Linked DNA regions of Mus musculus: region 1 is linked to region 2. The links are chromatin loops, found by intact Hi-C in ENCODE. Cell type or tissue: heart. All regions are shown on one strand. Each heading gives the region's core, and the rest is flanking DNA. Links, peaks and the distances in the headings are about the cores only. Region 1 holds the start of Gne (glucosamine (UDP-N-acetyl)-2-epimerase/N-acetylmannosamine kinase). Region 2 holds the start of Rnf38 (ring finger protein 38).

What was found. Peaks named below come from ENCODE experiments on the same cell type or tissue, not always from the same donor. Only the 100,000 strongest peaks of a DNase experiment are listed, where the experiment ranks them.
Region 1: it touches region 2 in a loop (2.5-fold over the local background); 3 of 42 quality-filtered maps call a loop at or near these places.

What each region holds. Positions count from the first base shown.
Region 1 is chr4:44,067,953-44,076,280 of GRCm38, reverse strand. It overlaps Gne (glucosamine (UDP-N-acetyl)-2-epimerase/N-acetylmannosamine kinase), which reads left to right and starts at 3,564. Exons shown (of 12, transcript NM_001190414.2): 1 at 3,564-3,919. In heart, for the core only: no CTCF peak of the experiment used is centred there; a DNase peak (open chromatin) is centred at 3,630; H3K4me3 peaks cover 3,259 bases; H3K27ac peaks cover 3,617 bases.
Region 2 is chr4:44,229,262-44,237,589 of GRCm38, reverse strand. It overlaps Rnf38 (ring finger protein 38), which reads left to right and starts at 3,685. Exons shown (of 12, transcript NM_001379580.1): 1 at 3,685-4,047. The coding sequence starts at 3,783. In heart, for the core only: a CTCF peak has its summit at 4,730; DNase peaks (open chromatin) are centred at 3,459, 4,169 and 4,529; H3K4me3 peaks cover 3,064 bases; H3K27ac peaks cover 2,609 bases.

The DNA.
Region 1 (8,328 bases), core at 131-8,130, 160 kb after region 2:
CATTTAATGTGATCTTGCCTATTTGCTTGCTGTAAATTGCCTTTATTATGTTTAGGTACGTCCCTTTTATCCCTAATCTCTTTAAGCCTTTTTTTCATTAAGTTGTGTTGGATTTTGTAGAAGGCGTCTTCAGTATCTAATGAGAGGATCATGAGGTTTGGTTTTTTTTCTTTCAGTTTGTTTGTGTGATGGATTGCATGGACAGATTTTTGCATGAAACAGTCCTTGCATCTCTAGGATAAAATCTACTTGATCATGGTGGATAATCTTTTCTATGTGTTCTTGGATTCTATTTGCAAGTAGTTTATTGAGTACTTGTGTATCAATGTTCATGAGAAAAATTTGTCTCTAATTCTCTTTGTTGAATTTTTGTGTGGTTTTGATATCAGGTGATTGTGGCCTCATACAATGAATGTGGCAATGTTTCTTCTGTTTCTATTTTGTGGAGTAATTTGAGGAGTATTGGTGTTAGCTCTTTTTGGAAAAATCTAGTAGAATTCTGCACTAAAACCATCTGGCCCTGGTCATTTTTTTGGTTGGAAGATTTTGAATGACTACTTCTACTTTACTAGTTGTTATAGGTCTATTTAAATTGTTTGTGTGATCTTGATTTAACTTTGAGAAGTGGTATCTATAGAGAAAATTATCCATTTCTTTCAGATTTTTCAATTTTGTGGAGTAAAGTAATTTTTTAAAGTATGACCTAATGATTCTTTGGATGCCCTTAGTGTCTGTTGTTTTGCCCCCCTTTTTATTTTTGATTTTTATTTTTAGATTTTGTGATAAATAAAAATAAAAATTAAATATTTTATCCTAAACAATTTTAGTATATTTTATTTATGTGTGTTCACATGTGAACATGTGTCACAGTGTTCAGAGAACGACCTTGGGAATCAGTCTTTTCACAACCATGTGGGGCCTAGGGATCAGATCAGGTTTGGTTGCAAGTGCCTTTACTTACCTGCTTAGCCACCTTGCCTGTCAAATACTGGGTGTGTGTGTGTGTGTGTGTGTGTGTGTGTGTGGTCTGTGTGCATGTGAGGTGTGTGTGGCTTGTGTGTATATGTGTGCTACTTCGTTTTGTCTTTTTCATGAGACAAGGTCTCTCTATATAAACCCAGACTAACTTCAAACATGACACTCAGCCTGCCTCAGCCTCTCAAGGCTCAGCTAAACATTGTTCTTGAAGTTAGTTTGTCTTAACTTTCTTTCCACACTGCCTATGTAATGATGTAGCATGTAACTTTAAAAGCCAGATACCTTTCTTGACCATCTTCCATGACTCTATACCCCTCATGGCAGGCTGAATAAATGGCTTTTTGAAATATCCATACCCCTTCTTTTGGAGACAGATTGTGCAGATGTGATCAAGTATTTTGTGCCCGGAAGATTATCCTGTGCTACTAGTTAGGCACAAATTTAATATTCTAAGGGTCTCTGTAGGTAAAAGGAAGGCAGGAGAGGCACAGCCAGGAAGTCTTGCTGTGAGAATATTCACAAGCCAAGGAGTGTCGTCAGTCTCCACGAGGAAAGGGTGAGGAAATGACTTCTCTCCTTCAGCCTCCAAAGAGCAGATACCCTGCTACTGCCTGTATGTTGGTTCCCCCAAATTCTGGGCTCACCCCAACCTCTGGAAGCGTAAGATATGGAAGATAAAAGAGTACTAGCACTTTGTTATCAGTGCTAGGAAGCTATAAATATAGCCATTCTTTATTTCTAACTCATAACCCGTCAATAATAAGTCTCATGAGTTTTACATCCAGATGAATTGCATATCTATTTCAGTGGAATTTTCACTGGAACCAACTCTTGACTCTCAACAAATCCATTCAAATCCATTCTCTACCCAACAGCTCAGATGGTATTTAGAAAAAAAAAGTATGATGTGAAATGTGTTGGAAATTGACGTGTTATCAGAGCATTCATGAATGGTGACCTGGTCAACTTACAAATCGATGGTTGCTGATCTCAGACAGAAAGGTAGACAATGTCACCTCAGTGTACAAAACCACTCATTGTCTGTCCTTTCATGATGGGATGACCCTTGCAGGATCCAACATGGCTACACTAATACCATGCAAACCAGAGCTTCATCCTTGACTGAGATAGACCACAAGCTGTAAAAGTCTGATGGGGTCCACATTTAGCTTATAGCAAGAACCCCCAATGGAAGCTGAGGCAGGAGGACTGACGTGGCTTGAGACCAGTCTGGGCTACACAGTCAATCCCGTGCCAGTTTCAGCTAGGTACAGTGTAAGATCCTGTCTCAAAAAAAAAAAAAAAAAAACAACCTAAAAAAGTAGATCTGAAAGTTTCACTTGTGACTTTTTGTTGTTGTTTGAGACACAGGTGCAGCTGTGCTGTTCAGAATACTGTCTAGCTTCTCATTCTCTTGCACCTAGCTGTGGGAAATGTCACCCATGTCAGGAGGTTCACCACGATCTCTAACTTCAGCTCCAGGGTATCTGTTACCCTCTTCTGGACTTTGACATGTGCACTCTAATGTGTACACATCCTCTGCCCCACCCCCCTACCCCATATACATGATAAAAATAAGCTAAAATAAAATCTTAAAAACAAAACAAAACCAACCTTCATCAGGAGCTAGCAGCACAGGCCGCTCCCCACCTTCCTGGGTCTTGGATCTGCAATTAGTCTAGCAGATATTCTTGAGATGTCTGTGTACCTCAATCTATCAGACTATTGAAACTATGGCCTCAAAAAACCCTGAAATTTTCCCCAAGAATCTCATACTCAGAGAAGGAAAAGACCGAATGCTGGTGCTGAAAAGAGACTTCACACGGGACTGACAATTTGTGACTGCCACTTTGCTGGGGAAGTTAGAGTCCAGACAGTGACAGGTGGGCTACAGCTTGCCCTGGACCTCTTAGATGTGCACATCTCGAACTCTATATATTTTAACCTAAAATCTGAGGTCCCAAAATGGATCCAGGGGATATGTCTTTGGATATCTTTGTCCCTCTTCCCAACATGGCCACATTGAATTAACCTCCGTTTTTTTGCTTTTTTTTTTTTTTTTTACTAGTAACTCTGTTCTCATTAACTTATGGAGAACAGGTGACAGAATTTGGCTTCAAGGGGAAAAACTGTGAGGCCCAAATTTGGTAATAGAATTGCCTAGATCCCTGGAGTGACAGATAACTCAGAGCTGACTAGCATGTGTATTGTCACGCTGCACTCAGCCAGAGCCTCGTGGCAGGGGTGGCAAAGCTTAAATTCCAGGGTGCACTCTAGGACTACCGACACTGAGTTGCCTTGGAGTTTGGTCCACGAGATGGCACTCAGCTTGGGTGCAAAGCTAAAACAACCATCTCGTGGGAGAACTCGGGCTTAACTGTGGGCTCTGCCAGAGGAGAGAACACCCTCAGGCGAGAATAAGGGTCAGCAAACCGAGTGGATGCCACTACCAGAGGCGACACGACAGCGGAAGGTGCGCCACACGACTGACCAACAGAAATACGCCAAGGAGGGGCTGGGACCCGGTGCAGGCGGAGCCGGAGCGATCGACCGTTCGGCGCTCCGCGGGAGCCGGGGTGTGCGTTGCGAATGCAGGAGCAATGGCTGGGGCTGGGTCGAGCGCCGAGTCGTCGAGCGGCGCCGGGTAGCGGAAGCCACCGGGTGCGCTTGCCGGGGCCTGCCCTGTGGACCCGCTGGACGCGAGCCTGCCAAGTGCCGAGGTGGCGCCGGAGGGAACTAACCCGGCGGAGGCCACGAGTCAGTCGGTGACTCACGAGCATCGTGCCAGGCTCCGGCACCTCTGCTGCAGCTGTGGGCCTCGCGCTGGGCGTCCGGGTTCTACGCAGCAGGGCGCCTCTCCCGCCCGGTGCGTTGCTCCGGCGTGGGATCCCGGAGCTGTCAGACTCAGCGTGCGGGTGAATGGGGACCGGGGCTTGCAGAGGTAGGCCTGGCCAGGGTCCAGCCCATCCGTGCACGCAGCAGGCGGCACGGCCCTGGGTCCCTGGGCAGAGACGTGAGATAGCTGCGGGGGCCCAGCACTGCCTAGGTGGGGAGAGGGTTTGCACCGAGGGACTTCTTGGAGGCTTGCCCAACTCTGACTGTCTGGACACTCGGTGTCCTTGGAAATTTGATAGACGTTTATATCCGTCCTTGAACAGGCTTGTAAAATTGTTAGAGGAAAGAATAGATCGGCTTTGCACCTCGATAGGAGGGGTGTGGCGGCGGGGAATGGTTTCACAGTAAAGATAATGGTTTAGCCCGACTGTAGGGGCTCTGGAAGGAACATCAAACTGAATTATTATAGCTGGGCAGCAGGGTTCTGAGAACTCTGTACAGCCCTTCCCTTTTTATTGCGGTGAGTTCCATCCGCTCTGAGTGAAAGAAAGGAGTGTCTCAAGTTCTCCGGAAAGGTTTGCACCCGTGGATGTTTGTGGAATATACACACAAGGTAGAGGGTGTGTGCGGCAGTGACCTGCGTGTAGGAAGGTCATCTAGACTTGGCTTTGAATTGAAGTTCTATCAGTCATTAACTAACTGTGATTTAGATCAAGTGGATTTTTTTTTCTACACCTCAGTGTCCCTGTCTGTATAGTAGAGAAAATGAGGATGGAATAACGTGTCTAACGCCGTGTTAGCCCACTGCTGGAGGAAGCACTTAGCAAACGTTTACTTTACTGTTGTTTCTCTGCTGGTGACTGCTTGCACAAGTGTGCTTATACTTTCTCGTGGTTGGGACATTCACTTATCCTTTTGCAGCATTTATAAAAGCACAATTGAGTTGAATGTAGTTTGTGAGCATTGCCATTTCTCGGAGCCAGGGAGATTGCTGCTGCTGCTGCTGCTGCTGCTGCTGGTGTAACGCTTCAAACTTGACTTGAGTTTGGGTGCTCCAAACCCAGTAAAACCGGTCCTATAATTCGAGCAGCTGTAATAACAGCAATCCGGAAGCCTTGGGTTTTTTTGTTTTTTGTTTTTGTTTTGTTTTGTTTGTTTTTGTTTTTGTTTTTAGAGAGCCTGTCTCCAACAAGGTGAAAGAAACGTAGGGGAGAGCTGGTGAGGTTGTTCTGTGTGTGAGACAGGCATAGAATTGATAGATGACTCAAAGGCAGAGAAAGTGAAGTAAAAAGCTCTATTGAAGCAAGCTGACAGCTCCTGGTGGGATGGGATGGGCCCCCGGACTTGGAAGTTCTGGCAGGTGGACTCTGGGTTGGGCATTTTATAAGACCCCATTTCCCTAATTGTCTGGTCCTCCGGCCCAAGGGTGGCCTTTCCTTTCTGCTTGTTTTTGTTTGTTTGGGTGTTTGCTGTTGTGTTCCTGTCACTCATACCAGATCTTACAGAAGCGTGCCCCTGTGCTCCTTGTCTGTCTGAACCCCATTCCTGACTCTCCAGTGGCCTGATGCTGGAACTTGCCCTCTGGCCTCCGCTTTTACCCATGCAGCCAGCCATTTCACTGGCTCCCGTGTTATTCGTTTGCATTTTGCAATGTTTGGGACCTCAGACTTTTGTATGGGGATACACAGTATCCACTGGCAAATATAGATACAGTTGATCAATTTTCATTTTTGGTTAACATTCCACTAGGTAAAGAAGCAAGTTTTATCTTGCTTTGCCTTGTGCTTTATGAAACCTAAATTTCCTTCAAATGGTTTAAGTCCACTTTGTCACATTCCGCATCTGATAGTGACCGTGAAGATGCTGCTCACTATCTGCACCATAAAATGTGTCTTTAGTTGTTCAAGTCTTTAATCCCTGCACTCAGGAAGCAGAGGCAGGCAGATCACAGTGAGTTTGAGGCCAGCATGGTCTGTGGGAAAAAAAAAAATCCCAGGACAGCTAAGACTATGTAGAGAGACCCTGTCTCAAAAAATACAAAACAAAACAAAAGTCCCTTTAGGACTATTTCACGCAGAACAGATAACAATTTGGTCAAGTTTCTGATTTTTGTTGCTCCTGTTTGTGAAAGCACAATGGTTGGGGTCTGTGTGTCTTAGGCCCTCTTCCCCAGTGTCAGTTCCTAAGTCAAGAGTCTCCGTGCCTGTCTCCGTTTTCTGTGCAGAGCCCCACGCAGCCGAAGACTCAGGAAGTACTGTTCACTCAGGATTTCGCTTCCATGGCTCTCATAGCCCTTCACTTATCATAAAACTGATATTGTACCTTTGGTTTGATATTTCCATTGCCTTTAAATTTTTCAATGTTCCTATTTAATTCAGAAACATAATATTTAAAAAATAAAGAATGTAGCAACAGTTTGTAAAATGTTTTCAATTGCATAATATACATTACACACACATATATATTTATAAATAAATATGTATATATAGGAAGATGGTGCATTCCTGTAATTCCTGCATTCTGGAGGCTTAGACGAGAGGATTGTCGAGTTGGGTTGTTATGTAATGAGTGTCAGGCTAGGCCAGCCAGGGAGGGCTACAAAGAACTCAAAAAGCAAAACAAAACAGAAGAACAAAACCAAAAACCCATAAATAAGCCCAAATAACAAATGGTGAGGATAAGGAGAGGAGAGAAAATGGAAAAGAAAAGAAAGTAAAGGGAACCAAACTGGTGCTGCGAGCCACTAGGAAGAGCCGCGTGGCTGACAGGAGCTACTAGGAAGAGCCACGTGGCTGAGAGCTCAGCTGGCACACTCTGTTCTTAGGTGTGTGGTGACTTCTTCATCTGCTTATTTATTTACTGGAACATGGTCTTTCTACAGGACTCTGGCTGGCCTGGAACTTGCATGTAGACCAGGCTGGTCTGGAACTCCTAGAGATCTGCCTGCCTCTGCCTCCTAAGTGCTGGGATTAAAGGTGTGCCACACCATATCTAGTTTGAAATAATTAGTTGTGTGTGTATATTTTTATTTTGTAAATGTTTTTATTCTCTCAGACATTACATTCCAGGGGCAGTTTTCCCTTCCTCTTCCCCCAGATCCACCCTCTTCTCCCTCTGAAATAACTAGTTTTTAAAATTCAAGAAATACTCCTCTTAGCGGGGAGGAGGTATGGGATGTGGAGTGGTCTGGGAGGGGTATAAAGTCTGAACTGTAAAAAAAGGATTAAATAATAAAAATAAATATTTTTTAAAAAGAGAAGTACTTCTCCTTAAAAGGTTCTAAGATTTATTTATTTTCCTAAAAAGCTTTGACTTAAAAAAATTAAAAAGGACACTTGTGTTTTTATAGTTTATACCGCTGACTTACTTGGGTTAGTTAGAACAGTTCAGCATAACCCGGCAAACACAAACCACCAGCAGAGAGAAAGTTCATTGTTGTGTAAAATAAATAGAAACCGACCAGCTGCCAATCATTTGCTTTGCCTCACCCAGTGAATTAAACGTCACCAACAGTTCAGTCAGCCCACAGTTGGTCAGCGGAGGGAGGATTCTGTGCAAGAGCACTTAAGACAGCTGATATGGAAGAATAGTTTTGTTTTTAAAGCGAGAGGAGTGCTTTGGCCTCTTTGCAGGATACTCATTTGGCAATGGAGCCTTTCATTGGGCAGAATCGGCCTTTACTGGTATTGCGCTTCATGCTGGGAGTTTGCATGGTCGGGGAGCTCCACACTGAAGGACAGGAGCAGTTGCTTTAGATGAGGCACTCACTGCAGAAGTCTCCCGAAGGGCTTCTCTAGTGAGCCTCAGAAGACAGGACGACTCCTATCACAGTCTCACCAAGGCTGTCTGGATTCTTAATTCAAGTTCCAAATATTGATGGACTCCCTCAAACCTAAGCACTAAGCTCAGAGTCCATGAGAAAAAACTTAGCATCACTAATGGGAAGTTTAAAGTGTTCCATAGAACAAGTCTCTCCCCTCCCCTCCCCTCCCCTCCCCTCCCCTCCCCTCCCCTCCCCTCCCCTCCCCTCCCCTCCCCTCCCCTCTCCTCTCCTCTCTGCCCCTTCCTCATGTCATGCCTCACTAGACTGGCTGTCAACTCAAGAGCTTCAGAGCCTTCTGCCCAGCCTTCTGAGTCCTGGGATTACATGACATGTGACAAGTAGAGACAAATTCCATAAAGCAAGCATCTCTCGTTCTAATTTTTGACTTTGCGGATGAAGGGTGTGGCACGAGGGTGGACAGGAAGATAGGTGAGCAGAGGAGTTACACTAAAGGGTTTTTGTGTATGTGGTAGGGCCTCAGTGCCAAGAGGAAGGTGGCATCTGTAAGGGATGGGGTGAGAAGGACCTGGGGTTTCTGTGAATCCTTTCCAGAAGAGGTGACACTTGGCTGATTTTTGGAGCCTGAGTAGGAGTCTGGGCAAGAGGGGAAGGAAGTTTTCGGCAGAGGTGCTTAGATCTATGGATGGCATAGAGCCACTAGTGAGTCCACAGGCTTTCTCATATGCCGAAGC
Region 2 (8,328 bases), core at 77-8,076:
TCTCTGGCCCCAGCTGCCTTTGACTCTACACCGTCATGGCTTCTATTCCTACCACTGTGCCTTAGTTTGGATCTTTCTCACCCTTTGCCTAAGAGCTTTGTAGCCCGTTTTCTGGTGTCATGCTTTCTTCTGACCCACCTCCTATGTAACACTCATCCAGAGTGTTTCCAAAGTGTGTCCTGATCATGGTGTTTCCTCAGTGACTCCAGCGAGCCCCTTCACTCACCACATAAGTAGCTCTGATGCCCCTCAACATGGCGTTCAAGACTGTATAATTTAGCCTTATCTTTTAGACACATATTACACATAGTAATAGGATTCGGTATGATACAGATACATATGTATACAATTTAGCACAAGTAAAATCCAACCACCTATTTCCCACCCTTCCCAATGTTCCGTAATCACTATCCTACTTGCCTGTTGATTTTTAACATAAATTTTCATTTATATATTTCCAAATTTTAATTTATTTATTTGTGCATGAAATACAGGTTCACATCTGCATTCCCCCTGCCTCTGCTTTCCAGTGTAGGATTATAGGCATGTGTGACCATGTGTATCTCTCTCTCTTTTTTTTTTTTTTTTTTTGGTTTTTCGAATCAGGGTTTCTCTGTATAGCCCTGGCTGTCCTGGAACTCACTTTGTAGATCAGGCTGGCCTCGAACTCAGAAATCTGCCTGCCTCTGCCTCTCAAGTGCTGAGATTAAAGGCCTGTCCCACCACCGCTGGGCTACATTTTTTATTACAAAATTATTACATTTAAGTGTTTGTGTGGGTGGGTAGGTTGGGGGGTGGCGTGAGTGCACGCTATGAAGGCTGTGTGGAAGTCAGAGGACAACTTGCTGGAGCCAATTCTGTCCTTTCACATGGGTCCTCGGAGAATGGTGCTTTGGGTGTGGGGTTTGTCATCTCCACAGCCTATGGGGTTTATGTTGTAAAACGTTTCGCACGTGAGAGGAGCATGTAGTACTTGTCTCAACATGATGTCTTCCAGATCCACTTCTTTAGCTGCACATGGTGAGCTTCTGTTGTTCTTTACAGATGAATAATGCTGCACTGTGTACATATCCAGCATTTCAACTCCCCAGTTTGGGGGTTGGGGGTTTAGCTAGGTGGTAGAGAGCTAGCATAGCAAACGCAAGGTCATGGGTTCAGTCCTCAGCGCTGAAAAATAAAACAAAAATAAACAAACAAACAAAAAACCCCAAAATAACCAAAAGATCAACTTCCCAGTTTGATCTCCTCACAATCTTTTCTTCCTTCTGACCTCTGCAGCACCTCCTTAGTGATCAACCCTATTGATCTCTTACACCTGCGGGTTTTCTACACCCATAGATTTAGTCTCTCTCACTAATCACCAATGGAGAATGGCCAGTGGGCCACAGCAGGCAGGAGGGCCCAGGCTTTCATGATGTCTTAGGGGGTGTGGCGATGACTCAGGGCTTTTGGGCCCTCTCTCATTTCTTCCTGGTCTCAAGGCATCCTTTGATGGGTTCTTTGGGCTGACTAGACTACACTGCTAGTCTGTTCTTTCTCTTTAGGGTGGTCACTTAAGACATTTGCTCTAGCTTGGAGCTGTAAGAGATGACTCTGGGGTGTTGACTGTGGGGATAAAAAGAGACTAACCTGGCTGGGTGGTGGTGGCTCACGCCTTTAAGTCACAGCACTCAGGATACAGAGGCAGACAGATGAGTTCAAGGCCAGCCTGGTCTACAGCCTGAGTTCCAGGTCAGCCAGGGCTACACAGAGGAAACCCTGTTTTGAAAAACAAACAAAACAACAATAACAACAAAAACAGGGTAAACAATGCTCAAGATGGCTGCGATTCATGAAAGGGACGATGCCTCTGGACAGTAGTTTACAGATGTTCTTCAGTGGCCTTATTAGGATGGAGGCCCTGGCCTGAAAATACATTATCTGACTCTCCTGTGACAAGAAACTCAGGGATGAAATGCAGGAAAATTTAGGTCCTTTGGTCAAAGATAATCTCACTGTGTTTCAGTACAGCTTCCCCGAGCTGTCCTTCTTGGTGAACTACTCATCCTTAAGATCTTTTTTATTTTATTTTATTTTATTTTGGTTTTTCGAGACAGGGTTTCTCTGTATAGCCCTGGCTGTCCTGGAGCTCATTTTGTAGACCAGGCTGGCCTCGAACTCAGAAATCCGCCTGCCTCTGCCTCCTGAGTGCTGGGATTAAAGGCGTGTGCCACCACGTCCGGCTCTTAAGATCTTTAAAAGGTTTGTTGTTGTTGTGTGTGTGTGTGTGTGGTTTTTTTTTGTTTTGTTTTGTTTTTGTTTTTTGAGATAGGTTCTGTGTAGCTCAGAAATTTGACTACAAATATCTCAAGTGACCAAGAATGATCTTCTCTGATGCAATTATCATCCATAACTTCTAAGACTCTCTGACCTCCAAGGAGATTGCAAGCTCTCTGAAGGCCTGGACAATATCGTTATTATCGTCGTAGCTTCATTTCTGAGCACCGCTAATGACCGGATAGATGAAAGACAATGCATCATCTAGTGTCAACTGCGGACTTGGAAATGTCTGTTGCCAAAGATCGTCTGCTTTGCCCTCCCAGTCTTTCTTTGCATGGTGCAGGGAAAAAGCTGAGGCTAATTTTTATTAAAACAATCTAGCCAGCAGCTTAGCTGCACCCTTACCCACATGCCTGTACTTAGAGACTCTACTCAGCACATGGTTGGGTTTATTTTGCTCTTCCATGGATAACGCCGAGAGCCAGAGAATGATGGGAAGATAATCGGTTCAGCCGCCAACATCGCATTTGAGAAAAGAGGGCAGACCGGGGGGAGGGGGAATGATGGTGTTTTGAATCCTCAGAAATCTTCCCCAAATAATAGGAAAGCCTTCAGTACAGCTCCGAATGTTTCCTCACTTCGAAGCCTCTTCCTCTTCTGAGATTAGGCCCAGTTGCCTGGACGGCTTCCTGTCAGGGCTTTCCCGACAAGGGTATTTAAAGTGAGAAAGAGGAAGAGAAAGTCGGAGACAGGGGCGAGGACCACCGCTGAGTCGGACTGGCTTCTGCTGGGAATTCAAGATGGGTCTCCAGGACTCAGGGAAGGGCGCTCGTTCATCTCCAACTCTTGCGTCTCCGCCTCTGCGGTTCTCTAGGGCTCCGCGGAGACTGATCTATCACCAATCAGCCTCAGAAGCGAAGAGAGAGTTTCTTTCCTAAGTGTCTCAAAAGCACAAACTTTGAGGAGACAACCGGGAGGGAGGACCGACGTGCAGGGGGCAGAGGCAGGAAGCAAGCAGGCAGGCAGGCGCAGGGAAGGCAGAGGAACGCCCGGCAGGCTGAGGCTAACCGGGGCGGACCGGGGTACACTCCCCAGCGCAGACACCGCCCGAGGCAGCAGAGCGGCAGGGCCTGCGCAGCGGTCGGCCTGGCCTCCGAGGCCCGCGGCCGCGCCCCGGAGGCGGGCCGGGGGCGGGGCAGCACCGGGCTGGGGCGCAGATGCCGAGAGCTTTGGCCCGGGCCTCCCCGCTTGGGCGGGCCGCGGCTGCTGAGGATCCCCCTAGACGCCGCCCGGGAGCCACGGCCCGGAGCCCAGCGCTCATTGGCGGCGCGGCGCGGTCTCCCCGCCCCCCGGCGTCCCCGCCCCCTCCGCCGCCGCCGCCGCCGCGGCTCGGCTCCGCCTCCTGGCCCGCCGGGAGCCGCCTCCGTCGCCGCCACAGCCTCCTTCGCCGCCGGTCCGGGCCCAGCCAGCGCCCGCCGCGCCGGAGTCGAGTCGCAGTCCGAGCCGCTGCCCGCGGCCCCGCCATGAGCGGAAGCGCCGCCGCCGCGGTCGCGGTCGCCGCCGCCGCCGCCGCCTCAGCCGCCGCCGCCGCGCACTTCCAGCCTCGGTCGTCGTCTCCCAGGCCGGGGCCCGCCGAGCTCGGGCCCCCCCGCCGCCCGCGCCCCCCGCCGCCCCCGCCGCCGCCCCGGCCCGAGCCCATCACCGCCGGCCGCCTTAGCCCTCCGGGCCACGGGCCTCTTCGGAGCGGGGCGCAGGGTGTCGGTGCCTGCGGCAGAGCGCCCGGAGCAGGTACGGGGTCTGCCGGCGAGGCGGGGCGGGGCGGGGCGGGCTGTGCGGGGAGGGGTGAGGGTCAGTCCGGGGCAAGGGGTCCCGCGGAGAGGGAGGAGCCTTGCCCGCCACAGCTTTGTCCAGCCCGGGAGACCCCGGGAGCCCTGCTCCTCCGCCGGGCAGAGCGCCTCACAAAGCGTTTTCGCACCCGCTGGGCAGCCCCTTCCTGCGGGGTGGGCAGGGCAGGACCTCGTGAGGAATCGGCTCTGCCGGGGAGGAAACTGAGGCTTACCGGGGGAAGTGACTTGCCCAAGGTCACAAAGCCAGCTAGAGTCGTGTCTTGGCTGAGAACCAGGGCCACCCTGGAGCTGGCGCGGGCCGTCAGCCGAGGGGGCTGGGAGGAGGAGGCAGAGTCCCCAGCCCCTGAGTCTGGAGTGGTAGGAAGAAGGGGGTTGGGGCCTGCGCCCTGGCACACCCACCAGGGTAGCTAACCTATGCTAAGCTGACCAGGACAGGTAGGAAGGAGAAACAGGAGCTGCCTCGGGAGCTTAGTGCCCTGGGGAGCCGATTTTGGGAGCTGGAGCGAGCAGGACTCCTGCCGGGGGCGGGGAGGGGGATGTGCTCCGAGAGGGTTTTATTGAGGTAGTGGAGTAGAGCTTTGGAAACTTGACTCGGGGACCGTTTGGCCCTCTCCAGGTCAGCCTTCTCACTACTGCATAGGCTAAGCCAGCCCAGCGGGAATGAAAGGGAAGGAGGCCTGTTTATACAGTGTCTTTTTCCAGGAAATTGCCCGAGTTTTGTTTATGCCCGGAACAGAAATACATAACTGGTCCTGGTAAAAGCATGCATGCGACAGAAGGCCATCCGAGCCTTTTCTAGATGGTCTGGACTTAACACACTTGGAGAATTCTCTGAGGAAGAGCAGCTGTCCTAGAAGGGGGAAGGAAGTTGGGAGGGTTAGGACAACTCACCCTCCTGCCTGCTTTACAATTCAGGAGGAATCCATTCTTACTTGGGGTGATTAGGCGAGTTGCTTTTACTCTGCGTGCATCTTAGAAAAGGCGAGGGGATAATAATTATTTCCAGAGGAGAAAGCAATGGAAGGATAGCAGGCAATGAGGAAAGATCAGTAGAAGCTGTGGAATGGGGAAAAAGAGAGGGTATGTAGTTATTGTGGGGGAAGGGAGATAAAGGGATTGCTGAAGGGGAGGGAGGAGAGCAGATAGCTTAGAGAAAAAGACTGGGATGCTTCCAAAAGGCAAGCAAAGCAAATAGGGTAAGTTTGAAGTGAGCCTCTTCAAGCTGAGCGCTGTCTACAATATAGAGTTTTCCTATGGGTCTGACATAATTTTGTGTGTGGTTTTTTTTTTTTTTTTTTTTTTTGGTTTTGTTTTGGTAAGGACAGTTGTAATATGTTATAGACTCATGCTGCCCTTAACTTCACCTACTTTCTTCATTCTCATCCCTAAGGATACAGACCCTAGAGTGCCTAAGGTATTGTCTTGAAAGTAAGGCTTGACAAAAGAAGGAAGAGAAAGACTAATTAGCAAGTGAATTAATTAAGGCCTTTTCTCCAGATTGATTCCTTAAAGTCAGCTGTTTCTTTACTGTCCTGCACTGTACCTGAGCTTTCTGTCTTGGGTGCTGTTGGAAGGCTGCTTTGGGGTTGTGGTCCCAGCACTAGGAAGACTGAGGGATTAAGAGTTTCAGGCCAGCTGGTCACCGCAGCAAGTGGGAAGCCTGGTCAATTTAGGAAAAATCCTAGGATTTTGTTACAGATTTGCATGTGTGTATGTGTGTGTGTGTGTGTGTGTGTGTGTGTATGTATGTATGTATGTATGTGTTTAAAGATTTATTTATTTATCTATTTATCTACTTATTTGTGTGTTTTCAAGATAGGGTTTTTCTAAGCCTTCCCTAGCTGTCCTGGACTTGCATTGTAGACTAGGCTGGCATCGAACTCACAGATCCACCTACCTCTGCCTCCTGAGTGGAAGGACTAAAAAGACTTGTGCTGCCACACCTGGTTAATAGGTTTATTTTGCATGTGTGAGCGTTTTGTCTGCAGGTGTTTATGTATGTGCATCACATGAAGGCCAGATTAGAGTGTCAGAAACTCTGGAAGTCCAGTTACAGGCTGTTGTGAGCCTTCATTTGGGTGCTAGGGTCTGAGCCTCGGCCCTTTTCAAGTGTAGCCAGTGATCATAACTGCTGAGCCTCAAAATCCTGTTTTGAAATGTAATAGAAGGGAGAGTGCTTGTCTAGTACCTTTCAGGCCCTGGGTTTTATTCCTAATAGTACAAACAAACTGTGACTATAAGAAACACATTTAGCATGTATTTCCACCTATATGTATATGTGTGTGTGTGTGTGTGTGTGTGTGTATGAACATTTATTTGTCAAAGACTTGTAATCAGACAAATGTAAATTGAACAGCAATATATGCTATTTCATTCCTGTCAGCCAGGCAGAACTTAAATGTTCTGGTGAGCATTAGTAAGATTGTAGAGAAATAATAAACTTCTGTTGCTTTGTTGTTGTGCTAAGGGTAGGACCCAGCCTCCTATATGCTAAGCAAGTCCTCTGTCACAGAACTATAGCTCTAGCCCTGTGGGAGATGGGAAATACTTTTAAAAACAGGGCCCCACTGTGTAGTCTTGGCTGTCCTGGAACTTGCTATGTAGACCAAGTTGGCCTTGAACTCACAGAGATGCACCTTCCCTAATTCCTGACTTGACTGCTAGGATTAATAAACTGTACTTTTATATACTGTTAATGGGAACGGAACTGTGTGCAACCACCTTGGAGAGTAGTAGTAGTGTAACAAATAGCTAGTTAAAAGCTGGTTGACGTACCTATCTATCTAAAATGGGTAAAGACAATAATAAATACAAGAGAAGTACAAGAATCTTATTCCAGGGGCTGGAGAAAAGGGTCAGTGAGTAAGAACACTGTTCTTCCAGAGGCCCTGGGTTCAAATCCCAGCACCCACATGGCAGCTCACAACTGTGTGTAACTTCAGGATCTGACACCCTCACACAGACATATATACAGACAAAACATCAATGCATATAAAATAAAATATATATATATATATATATATATATAATTCCAGCTCATATATGGCACCAGTAGGGCCATATAAACTTTTAGAAAGACCCTTGCACAGTCTGAAGAGATATCTTACTAGGTGAAGTGCTTTCTATGAAAGCATGAAGACCCAAAGCCAGCTGTGGCAGTGTTTGCCTTCAACCCTCGTCTTGCGAGGTAGTGTGGAGGCAGCTGCACCCTGTAGATTTAATAGCTACAGTCAGTGAGAGACTCAGCCTCAAGAAAATAAGGTGAATAGCGGTAGAGAAAGATGCCTAAACTGCCTCTCGCATCCACATGAGCAGGTGTGTGCAGGAGTACCTGTGAACACTGCAATCATTGAACAGTGAACGCACACGCCCAGGGCCCCCACACAGCTGAATATTACAGCTCTTCGAGGACATAAATAAAAGCATCAATGGTGTCACATACCTGTAATTCTAATAGTTTGGAGGTGGAACAAGTTCAAGGCCAGCATGGGCAACTAAAAAACTTATCTCAACCTGCCACCTCAGTAAATTATAGCTAATGTATCACAAATGGATGTATATTAAAAACCTGATATGTTTTGGGGGAGCAACTCCCAGAAGAATTTTTACAGAAATTTTCCACTTGTGTATTTTGAAAACTCAAAACTATTTGTGGTTATATACATACATAGTAATGTAAACACATGTGTCGGGACTGCAAAAATTCACAAGTAGTACTTATCTCTGGGTAGAGAAGGTGGAGCATGGGATAAGACTGGTATGCAAAGGGCTCTGATTGTACTTAATATTACTTAAATTCAGATCAGGAAATTGCAAATTAAGATTTGTTAGTGTTGGATGTGAGTTATAGAGATTAAATATATTATTCATATATTATTCTAAATATTTTTCAGATGTCTGAAATATTTCTCAGATGTCTGAAATATTTCTCAGATGTCTCTCATTTTCTTGTTTATAGAACATAAAGTTTTGTCCTATAGTGCTGGATCTGTAACTACAGCATCTACTCCAGCGTAGTCTGTTAGGCCCCGGGCCCTGGCCTCCAGGCCCCGGGCTTCTTTTTTTACTTTTTCTGACCTGTAACCTAGTTTTGCTGTGAGTAAAGAGAAAAAAGTTTGTTATTATTTTTAATTAAAAAAATATAAGTATGGGTGTTTTGTCTGCATGAATGACTGTATAGCATAGCATATCTGGTGTCTAGGGCTAGAAGAGGGCATTGCAT